Regions from separate parts of the Mus musculus genome. Here region 1 is linked to region 2. Evidence: chromatin loops called from intact Hi-C (ENCODE). Cell type or tissue: left cerebral cortex. All regions are shown on one strand.

Region 1 (5,000 bases), 240 kb after region 2:
GTTCTTAATCGTGCTTGGGGGGGGGGGGTATGTATGTATGCAGGCCGTGGTGGCACAGACTCTACTCTCACATTCTAGCAAACTGAAACCTATTTTATTTCTAACTCCTTTGACTGTTAGAGAAGTTTAATGTCAGATTAATTATGTTTCTTGCTCATCTCCGCTTTGACTTGTGACCTGCTCGAGTCGCCTGCTGTCTATGAGGCGTGCTCTACAGAGTGAGAAGCATTAGAGAAGAAGGCAGGCGGTCATCCTTTGTTGTGGGCTCCAGTTCTCCAGCCTGTCCTTCCTGTGGTTGTAGTGTCATCTTCATCTGGCTTCTGAGTTGCTCCTATACATCTGGGTATGTGTAGTTGATAAAGAACAGAATCTACTATTCACAACTCTAAAAGCCGGGAAAACTAAGGTTAAGGTCCAGGCTTTGTGTCTGCTGAGGCCATTCTCTGCTCCAATGCAGTACCTCGCATGCTGCATCCTCTGGAGGAAGCAAGGAGAGGAGCTCATGGCACGAACTCAGAAATGGAACAAAATAGCCCACTCCTGGAAGCTTTCCCTCTCTGCAAACACTAAATAACTCAGGGGAATGCAGCCTTGTGATATTCTTGTATTTGCCAGTTTATACAAAAGGGCTTTATAAGGGAAACGTGCAGCCATAGCAGCAGCTGCTGATTATTCTAGCGCATATTCACCATCCTGTGATGCAACTGCTTAGGTTCAGTGTGGAAAGGAAGATACTATGTTTTCCCTTTAGAAGTGTGTGATGGGCTGACCTTCGCCCTCCTAAAATCTTTTTTTTTTTTTTTTTTTTTAAAAGATTTATTTATTTATTATATGTAAGTACACTGTAGCTGTCTTCAGACACTCCAGAAGAGGGCGTCAGATCTTGTTACAGATGGTTGTGAGCCACCATGTGGTTGCTGGGATTTGAACTCCAGACCTTCGGAAGAACAGTCGGGTGCTCTTACCCACTGAGCCATCTCACCAGCCCTCCTAAAATCTTTATGTTAAAAGACAGAACACTTGGGCTAGAGAGATGGCTCAGTGGTTAGGAGCACTGACTGCTCTTCCAGAGGTCCTGAGTTCAAATCCCAGCAACGACATGGTGGCTTATAGCCATCTGTAATGGGATCTGATGCCCTCTTCTGGCGTGTCTGAAGACAGTGACAGTGTACTTACATATAATAAATAAATCTTTAAAAGAAAAAAAGACTCGACACTTGTAATCTCAGAATGTGACTTAGTTTGGAGACAGTGCCTATAAAAGAACCAACAGAGTCAAAAGGAGGCCACTAGGGAGCAGCTTAAGAAAACTGCACTCCTACAGCTTCTAGGAACATACAGGTACAGAGAAAAGACTGCAGGCACAATAAGACAAGGATGTCTGCAGGCCAAGAAGAGCCCTAAGAGAACGCATAGAACTTTAACCTGGGATCGCCAGCCTCCAGAACCGTAAGAAGTCAATTTCTAAACCAAACAAGCATGAGGGGCTGTATTCATTTCAGTTTCACACTTAACATTTCTGAAAAAATATTCTAGAGGACTGTGCCTTTTTGTAAGAGCAGATGTCTTACGGTGTCTGTTGCCAGTGAAACACCATGACTGAAGTGAGTTGGGGAAGAAAGGGTTTATTTGGCTTACACTTCCACACTGTAGTCCATCACTGAGGGAGGCCAGGACAGAAACTCAAATAGGGCAGGAACCCTGGAGGCAGGAGCCGTTGCAGAGGCCATGGAGGAGTGGTGCTTACTGGCTTGCTCCTCATGGAGCAAGTTTTCTTACGGAAGCCAGGACCACCAGCCCAGTCATGGCCCCACCCACAATGGGCTGGGCCCTCCCCCAATCACTAATTAAGAAAATGCCGTAGAGCTGGAACTTATGGAGGCATTCTCTCAACTGAGGTTCCCTCCTTTTGGATGTACCTCGCTTGTGCCAAGTTGACCACATATTGTTATATTCTCTCCCTCTGGCAACACGCACTTTGAGAGAAGGCTGTGACACCTACTCAGTGTGTCTAGGCTGGGTGGCTGAAGGTTGTGCCAGAACAACAGCAGCCTCCTTTTTGAAATCAGACAGCTGTGTGTTTGAAAACATTACGGAACGGGACTGAAATGAAGCTATACATAGCCTGTAAACACAAGCGTTTAGACTTGAAGAGTAGGCATTTAAAGGGTCCTCATGGCCTATCAGGCATTAGAGAATGCACATCACAGGACACTTAGGAGGTAATGGATCCTGTAGAAATGCATTATGGTAGGAAAGCATGGAATACTAACGAGCCCAATGTTTGGGAAGTTAAAAAATAACTAAACATAAGAAAGGAAAAGCCTTTTGAGAGGGAGCCGATTGTTTAAAACTGGGTACCCTTGGGACTTGAGACTAGGTAGATGATAACTAGACATCAACTTGACAGTCTAGCATCACCTACAGAGCAAGAGTGTAGGCTTCTTTCTGTACGAGGGATTCGCTCACGGTCAGCTTCTGAGAATGTATGTGACAGATTATCCAGACTGCATTCAATGATATGGGAAGACAAGAACATTTCGTGGGCGGGATCCTGAGCTGTATTCAATGGAGACAGAGCTCTGCACTGGCATCTGTTGCTCTGTGCTTCTTTACTGTGGCTCCCTCACAGAATATGCTACATAAGCCAAGATAAACCATTTCCTCCTTAAGACTCCTGTCAGGGAATTTTATTACAGCAACAGAGAAAGAAACTACAATAATAACAAGAGTGAGACAGTTAGACTCTGCTGTGGAACACATCCGTCCCTTAAAGGAACATCAGCACAAGTGTCGGTGGTATTGAGAAAACACTGACTGGATGAACGCATTGTTAGTGGGAAAGTGTTAATACCAAAGGGCTGAAAAGATCAAGTAACCCATTAGCTACACACACACACACACACACACACAGGCAAAATATTCATAGACATAAAATAAAAAACAACTCTTTAAAACATAACAAAACAATACATGGCCTTCTATAAGAAATGTGAAGGATACAGTCAATGTACCTCAGATCCTGGTTCTCTATGGTGAGGAGAGCAAGTAGGGACCACGCAAGCACCTGGCTTCTGTCTGCACTGTGAAATTTCTTGTGATGCTTAATGTTCTGCAGCAGGAGCTGGTCCAGGCACTCCAAGGCCTTCTCTTGCACTGTGCTCTCACAGTCCATCACCACTGGGATGACACCCATCAACCAGGCTTTCTGGACTGGGACACATGTAGGTTGGGCCTGAGGTTGAAAACATAGCAGATTGTTTGACATTAATACAAGTCTAGGTACAAGCCAATGAAGTTTCAGTTGGCATTTCAAAAGACATGCTAAATCTAATCACACCTAAAAAGGGTAAGAAACCCTTGGCATAATATTTGGCACTGTGCATAAGCAAATAAAATAATTCAGTTAGCTGCAAATAAAACAAAGAAAACAAAAACAAAAGGAAAACCAAAACAACATTCAAAGACATCGAAAACAAACTGCAGCCTCTAGCTTATGATGAGCCAATGTTTATTAAACTTATAAATTAAACTCATTATTTTATTATTAGTGATCAATATTACTTTGGTTATTCAAATCCAATAACAAATGATATTTACTTCCAAAAGATAAAATATGCATTGCTAGGCCTGGAGAGATGGCTCAGCAGTTAACCATACTTGTTGGTCTTCTAGATGCCTAACTTGAGTTCCCAGTACCCACGTCAGACAGCTCACAACTCAGTTACCTCCAGATGCAGAGGCTCTGATATCTCTGGCCTCCATGGGCACTGCATGAACATGAACATGCTCACATTCACGCACCACACACACACACCCACTCTCTTAAATAATAAAAATAAATCTTAAAAATTATGCATTCTTTAATGCCTTCTTTGATCAAAGTAGTCATCCTTTTAAAAAAATTTTCAACAGCCAATTAATTAGGAGAAATAAATTACATATCATAGTAATGAACAAACTCTTCTGGTGATACTTATAATCTTAAGTGACAAGAGATGGAGCGATAGTTAAGATGAGCACTGTCCTTTAGGTCCAGGCATTTGAATACTCTGTCCCCAGTTGCTGGCAGTGTTTGGAAAGGTTACAGCGTGGAGGGTACAGCCTTGCTGAAGCCTTGCCCCATTCCAGTCTGTTCTCTGCTGTGTAAGGTGTGAGCTCTTGGCTTCCAGATGATCACAACACCTGCTGACTGCTGCCATGCCTCCCTGGCACAGTGGACTCTGACCCTCTGGGACCATGAGCAAAAAGTAATTAACAGAGACAGCTCAGTGGTTAGGGCACTTGCTGCTCTTCTAGAGTGGTCAGTTCCCAGTACTGGTATCAGCTGGCCCATGATCAACTGCGGGATATGACATCTCTGACCCATGTGGGCACCCGCACATGCATTCACATACTCATACACACATACACATAAATACAAATTAAAATCAATTCAAAATCTTCAGTTCCTTCTTCTAGCTGGGACTTAAGATAAAAATCAAGAAGTAGCACAACACTGTCTCCCTAAGTTCCTAGTTGAATTTAAAAAGGCAGTTATCTGCCATTTGTTTTTATTCCCCTGTTGATTGGGTTTAGTCCTATAGTGGGCTCAGGTGACTTTCTAAATGGTTTACTAAATGTTTAGCAACAGGGAATTCTTGTGTACAATCAGTCCTGCCTCATTGTGGTGTTGGGGACTAAACTCAAGTACTTTGGGCATGCAAAGTATATGCTCTAGCCTGAAGCCTACTACGAGTACAGAATTTCTTTTCTTCCTTTTTTTTTTTTTTTTTGAGATGGGGCATACATACTGTAGACCAAGAAGGCCTCAGCCTCATGAATGTTACAATTCCAGGTGTGAACCATTAAAGCCAACTCAGAACTGCTTCTGATGCAAGGCACTGAGCATTCTGTACCCAGTGTGGCGCTCCTCACCATAACAAGTTCTGTAAGAGACTGTAGGGCTTGCTTCCGCACAGATATGGCAGGGTCTCGACAATGGTCCTGCAGGATCAACA
Region 2 (5,000 bases):
TTGCAGACCTTGTAAAGGACTTCCAAGCAATTCTGCATGCCCCACCCACACTTCCCTGGGATGCAGGAAAGAGAGGTTCCACCAGGCAAGGTCAGCCCAGGAAGGGGTCTAGCTTCCTCGGAGGCAATCTTCTGAATGTCCCCCAACACACTCTTAACTCTCCGCTCCCTGCATAACCCAATAGGAATCCCATCCCATAGATCCTGAAATGCTAACACTGATGTCTGGTGAGCACATATTTCACAACAGGCACCCAGCCACTTCGTCACAGAACTGTTCACACACTCCAAGCCTCTACAAACTCCTACAGCTAACCCACTTTCCACTGAGGTAAGTGACATTTAGAAAAGCTGAGAAATGTGTCCAAGGTCACGGGGTCAGCAAGTGGGACGGCCAGGATTTGAATCTTGTCCATTTATCAGTAAGCCTATGTCTGTAAGTGCCTCATTGAGCCATTTCAGACTAAAAAGAATCCAAGACCAATCAGGTCACCCTTGCTCCCAGACAGAAGAGTAGGAGTTCCAGACAGAAGGACCAATAACCTTCACAACCAACAACCTTCAACACTGGGAAGTTCCTTCTTCAATCTAGCCATTCTGTGAATCTCGGCAATATAAACCCAATTTCCTGTAGTCTGTGTTTAAATTAAAACAAAACAAAAAAAAAATCTGTCCCTTGCTAAAGTTGGGAGGCTAGTTGAAGAGCCCTCCTTAGGTGTCTCTTCAATTCGGATGCTAGCACAGCCTTTTGTGCTTTCAGGGACAGCCCCACAGCAGAATATACCAAAACCCAGAGGGGAGGAGGAGGAGGAAGTCACTGAAAGACTGCATGGGAAGGGGGAAGGGAGAAGCACAGCAAGATCCACCTTTTTTCCATAAGCTTCTTCTGAGGTCACTCTGTCTCGGTTTTCCCACCTGACAAATGGAAACCTTTATAACCATCCCGACCATCATAGTGCTTGTTGGAAAGCTGTCCTTCCCTTCGCCCCACTCTCTCGTTTCAGAACCCCCTCTCAAGTAGCAGAGGAGATACATTCCAATCCGGAAACTTTCTCAAACCACTCCCCCCCACACGCCCCGAGGCAAGGTGCAAAAGAAGCCGGGGAAGCCCGCGCCTCCAGCAGAGCCCTTCAAAAAGGCTCCCTAGTCCGCAGAATCTCGTCACCCTGTCGCCTTCCACCCACAGACCGTTCCTCTCCCGCCGCCATCTCCCTGCTTTGCGAACTTGCCCGCAGTCGGGTCGGTTCCGCGCGCAGAAACCGTGAGCTCAGAGTCCTGGCAGCTTCCAGGCTCGGCTCTGACTTCCATACAAGGGCCGAGAGCCGGGTGCCACCCAGAGCTCTGCCATCTCCAAAGCGAAAGCCCTCGCGCTCAAGTATGCACCCCGCGCCTTGGCTTCTCCCTAGCTTTTTCTTGGGCTCAAACCCGAGAAGGCAGAAATAAAAAATCCCACTCGACTCTGAGACGCAGCTGGGCAGACCCCTCCCTCGCGGCCCTCGCCCCGAGGCCGCTGGGCCGGGCAGCCTGAAGCGCGGCGACGGCGCCTCCCCGGGAACTTTTGCCTGGCCGGGGCCCAGATGCAGTCAAGGTGGGCGCGGGCGGCCGACAGAACCAAGAAGAGCAGATGCTGCTCGGAGCCTCTAGGTCAATTCTGCTTGTCACCTGCCAAGGGGATCCGACCTCCGCGGCCAAGATGTGTGGAAAGGAAGGGCGCGGGGCGGAGAACCCGATCCCTTCGAGGCGGCTGCGGGGACTCCCAACCTCTTAATCGCGCCTCCCTTCAAGGGCTCCTCCATCCAGCGGTGCTGTGCAGGGCTGGGACGCGCGGAATCCTGCCTAAAGACCATCAAAGTCCCCAGCAGCCAGAGTTAGAGCACTAGGGGTTCCCCAAAGCTCAGATTCGACGTGTGGTTGTGAACCAAGGGGCCTAAGGTAGACTAAGTCCACTTTGATTCCAAGGCGTTCGCAGCCCAAGGGCTCCCGCACCTTCCCGCCGAGTTCCTCCCACCCGCAGTTCCCCAGCCTTTGCCCGGGCCAGTGCTCGGAGGTGCGCCTGGCCGGAGCCGGAGCCTCGCCCCCGGGGTTCGGGAGCCAGAGCCTGGAGCAAAGGTCTAAGAACGCCAAGAGGGTTGGAGGAGGGATGCTGCACTTCAACTCACCTTGAGCCACAAGACCTCGGGTGCTGATCACACTTGCTATCAAAGTGGCCACATACCAAATCATAGTACTACCGCGCGCCAGCCAAGAGCCTCATCCTATCGCAAAGTGCTCCTGCGTCTGCACACTTCTCGTGCCTCAGTGCCCGCTTCTCGCCCGCCTACGCCCCTTGCCGGTGCTCCTGTAGCCCGGGCGGCCCGCTCTCCATCCCTTCCTGGCTCCGCTCGTCTCGGCGCGCGCAGCCTCCCGGGCCCCGGCGCAGCGGCACCTGCACTGCCAACCGAGGCAGAGCGCAGCCAGGTCCACGGTGAAGCCTAGCCGGGCCTGTCCTGGTGGTCCGCCCCTGGCGGCTGTTTATTGGACAGTGCTCACGAGTCTAGGCACTGATTGGCTAAACTCTTAGTCCGTCGCTGCGCGAAGAAGGCGAGCCCATTTCAAGGTGCGTTGAAGTGTAGCGAGCACAGAGCCGCAGAATCATGCGCATTGCCTGGGAAAAGGCGTTGTAACGTCTTTGCTCTATTCTGTTCTCAGCTCAGACTGCATGGCAAGTTTCTGATTAAATAGATGGTAGCTTCTCGTACTGGCTAGTGGGACCCTAAGAATCTCAATAACCCTTGACAGGTTATCCGAGGGGATGGAGCCCCCGCCCACCTTGAGAATCCAACATCCGGTTTCTATCAAGAAAAAAAAAAAAAAAAAAGCAGTTCCCGGGAGGACCACGCTGATACGGGGATAGGGAAACCCAAGCATCCTGGGGAAACTAGGGAACGTCCTTTTCTGGAGAACGGTTCAAAGAGACCACGTGATACCTCCCCCCCCCACCCCCACTCTTTGCTCACTCTCTCAGAACACTACCTCCACCAAACGTTATATTAAGTTAGGCTCCATCCAGCCCAAAGCCAGGAGGATGACTAAAATGACCTCTAAAAGTCGCTAAATTTGGAATGAGTCATTGGCTCAGCTGCGGCGAGTCACAGACCCCTCTGGAACACATGTGCACACGTACTGCCACCCCCATTGCTGGTCATCGTTGCTCATGATTACTAAAGCCATTAACCCCCCCCCCCCAATAAATGCTGCCTCTCCTGCACACAAATGCTGCTTCCTCTCCTACCTTACTGAGAGCCCAGCCCCATATCAGCAGCATAAAGTCAAGGTGGCGTTTGTGAGCGATCAGGGGGTGAGGTAGAGAACCAAGGAAAAGGGAAAGGTCCTCCTCATTTCTGCAGAAGATAATAAATAAAGACGCTGGAAGAGCTTCCTATATCCCAGGCTCCCTACTCCAGCATCTCTTCATCTCCTCCCCCAATACAATTGTGTTTACACAAGGAATAAATGAGCATCATGAAAGCCTCTACAACCATCTCACAGTGTTCTGAGGCTGCCGTGGAGATGTTTATTCTTTCAAGCTTCTGACACAGTGCTGAGAGGCACAGCTCCCTAGGAGGGGCTGTTGGCCAGGGAAGAAATGGAGGGGCAATGAAGGCAATCTCTCAATAAGCACAGAGCATGAAGTTTCCCATAGACCAACAGCTTACTGCTGGAAAAGCCAATGTGTGCGCATGGACTCGTGTATCTCACATAGAGTGGCCTTGAGTGATGGAGGGTCATTCTTTTTGGAGAACTCCACTCTCGTTGCCATCCAGGAGATGAAAAGCTGAGGCTCCTAAGCAGAGAAGCACACACACTAATGAACTTTTATCATCTGAATAGCATCTGGAGAACTGGACTTCTGAATACCTCCTGCTTGCAAACTCGCCCTGCTCATGCGAACACACTCATGAGTTATCACTCTGTTGATATATTCCCATGGGCCACTGCTTTAGGTCCTTTCTGGGCTGACATTTCTTTCCTGGGGCTTTGGTGAAGCTGCACGCTCTAGATCTCCTTGACGCATCAATTCTCAGGCAACATGCACCAATTCTACCTCCAACACACACATATGCAAGTCTCCCCATAAACAGGTTTGCACACATCTATATACGTCCATACATACTTCCTCTGGGTCCTAAGTCTATCAAGACTTATTGGGATCCACTTGCAGAATGGGTGATGAGGCTAGGCTATGATTTAATTTTGACCTCAGAAACGTTCATGTTGTTGGAAACTTGATCCCCAAGGTGGCAGTATTGGAAGAATGGAACCTTCAAGAGGTAAGTCCTAGGAGCTGGAGAGACACTTGGCAATTAAGAACGTGCACAACTCTTGCAGAGTTTGGTTTTCAACATCCTAAGGTAATTGTCCATGATCTGTAACTACAGCTTTAAAGGATCTAACACCCCTTTACAGGCACTGCACTCATGTGCACACACACATACACACACACAAACACATATAGATATAGTTTAATATAAAGACGTGAGTTTGGGGCTGGAGAGATGGGGGGGGGGGCAGGGTTAAGAGCACTGGCTGCTCTTCCAGAGGTCATGAGTTCAATTCCCAACAACCACATAGTGGCTCACAACCATCCATAATTGGATCAAATGCCTTCTTCTGGTGTGTCAGCAACACTGTGTTCATATACATTTTAAACACACACACACACACACAAACAAACAAACAAACAAACAAAAAAAAAAAAACATGAGTTCTACTGAGAAGTCCTTAAGTCACTGGAAGCCATGCCACTGCTAGGTAATTCTCCTGGGATCTCCCTGGTAGTTCTCATAAGAAGGCTGTCATGAGCAGAGCTGGACTTGGTGGCCTAGGTAATTGTCCCAGCATTTGGAAGGTCAGAAGTACAAGATCATCCTCAGCTACACACAAAACTGAAGGTCACCCTGAGCTACAAGAGACCCTACTCTCATAAAAGAGAAGAGAAAACAAAGCGGAGGGTGGGGTGCT

The links. A loop is a pair of places that touch in the nucleus more often than their neighbours do. Peaks named below come from ENCODE experiments on the same cell type or tissue, not always from the same donor. Only the 100,000 strongest peaks of a DNase experiment are listed, where the experiment ranks them.
Region 1: a loop joins it to region 2, with 2.3 times the contacts of the local background. A loop is called at or near these places in 1 of 42 quality-filtered maps.

What each region holds. Positions count from the first base shown.
Region 1 is chr9:27,056,096-27,061,095 of GRCm38, reverse strand. It overlaps Ncapd3 (non-SMC condensin II complex, subunit D3), which reads right to left. Exons shown (of 36, transcript NM_178113.4): 16 at 4,918-5,000; 17 at 3,015-3,235. Among named protein-coding and RNA genes, the nearest start is that of Ncapd3, 28 kb to the right of the region's middle. In left cerebral cortex, no CTCF peak of the experiment used is centred here; DNase peaks (open chromatin) are centred at 2,053 and 2,551; H3K27ac peaks cover 559 bases.
Region 2 is chr9:27,296,676-27,301,675 of GRCm38, reverse strand. It overlaps Igsf9b (immunoglobulin superfamily, member 9B), which reads right to left and starts at 2,572. Exons shown (of 20, transcript NM_001326702.1): 1 at 2,159-2,572. The coding sequence starts at 2,222. In left cerebral cortex, CTCF peaks have their summits at 2,502 and 4,260; DNase peaks (open chromatin) are centred at 1,071, 1,521, 1,764, 2,526 and 2 more places; H3K4me3 peaks cover 3,352 bases; H3K27ac peaks cover 3,371 bases.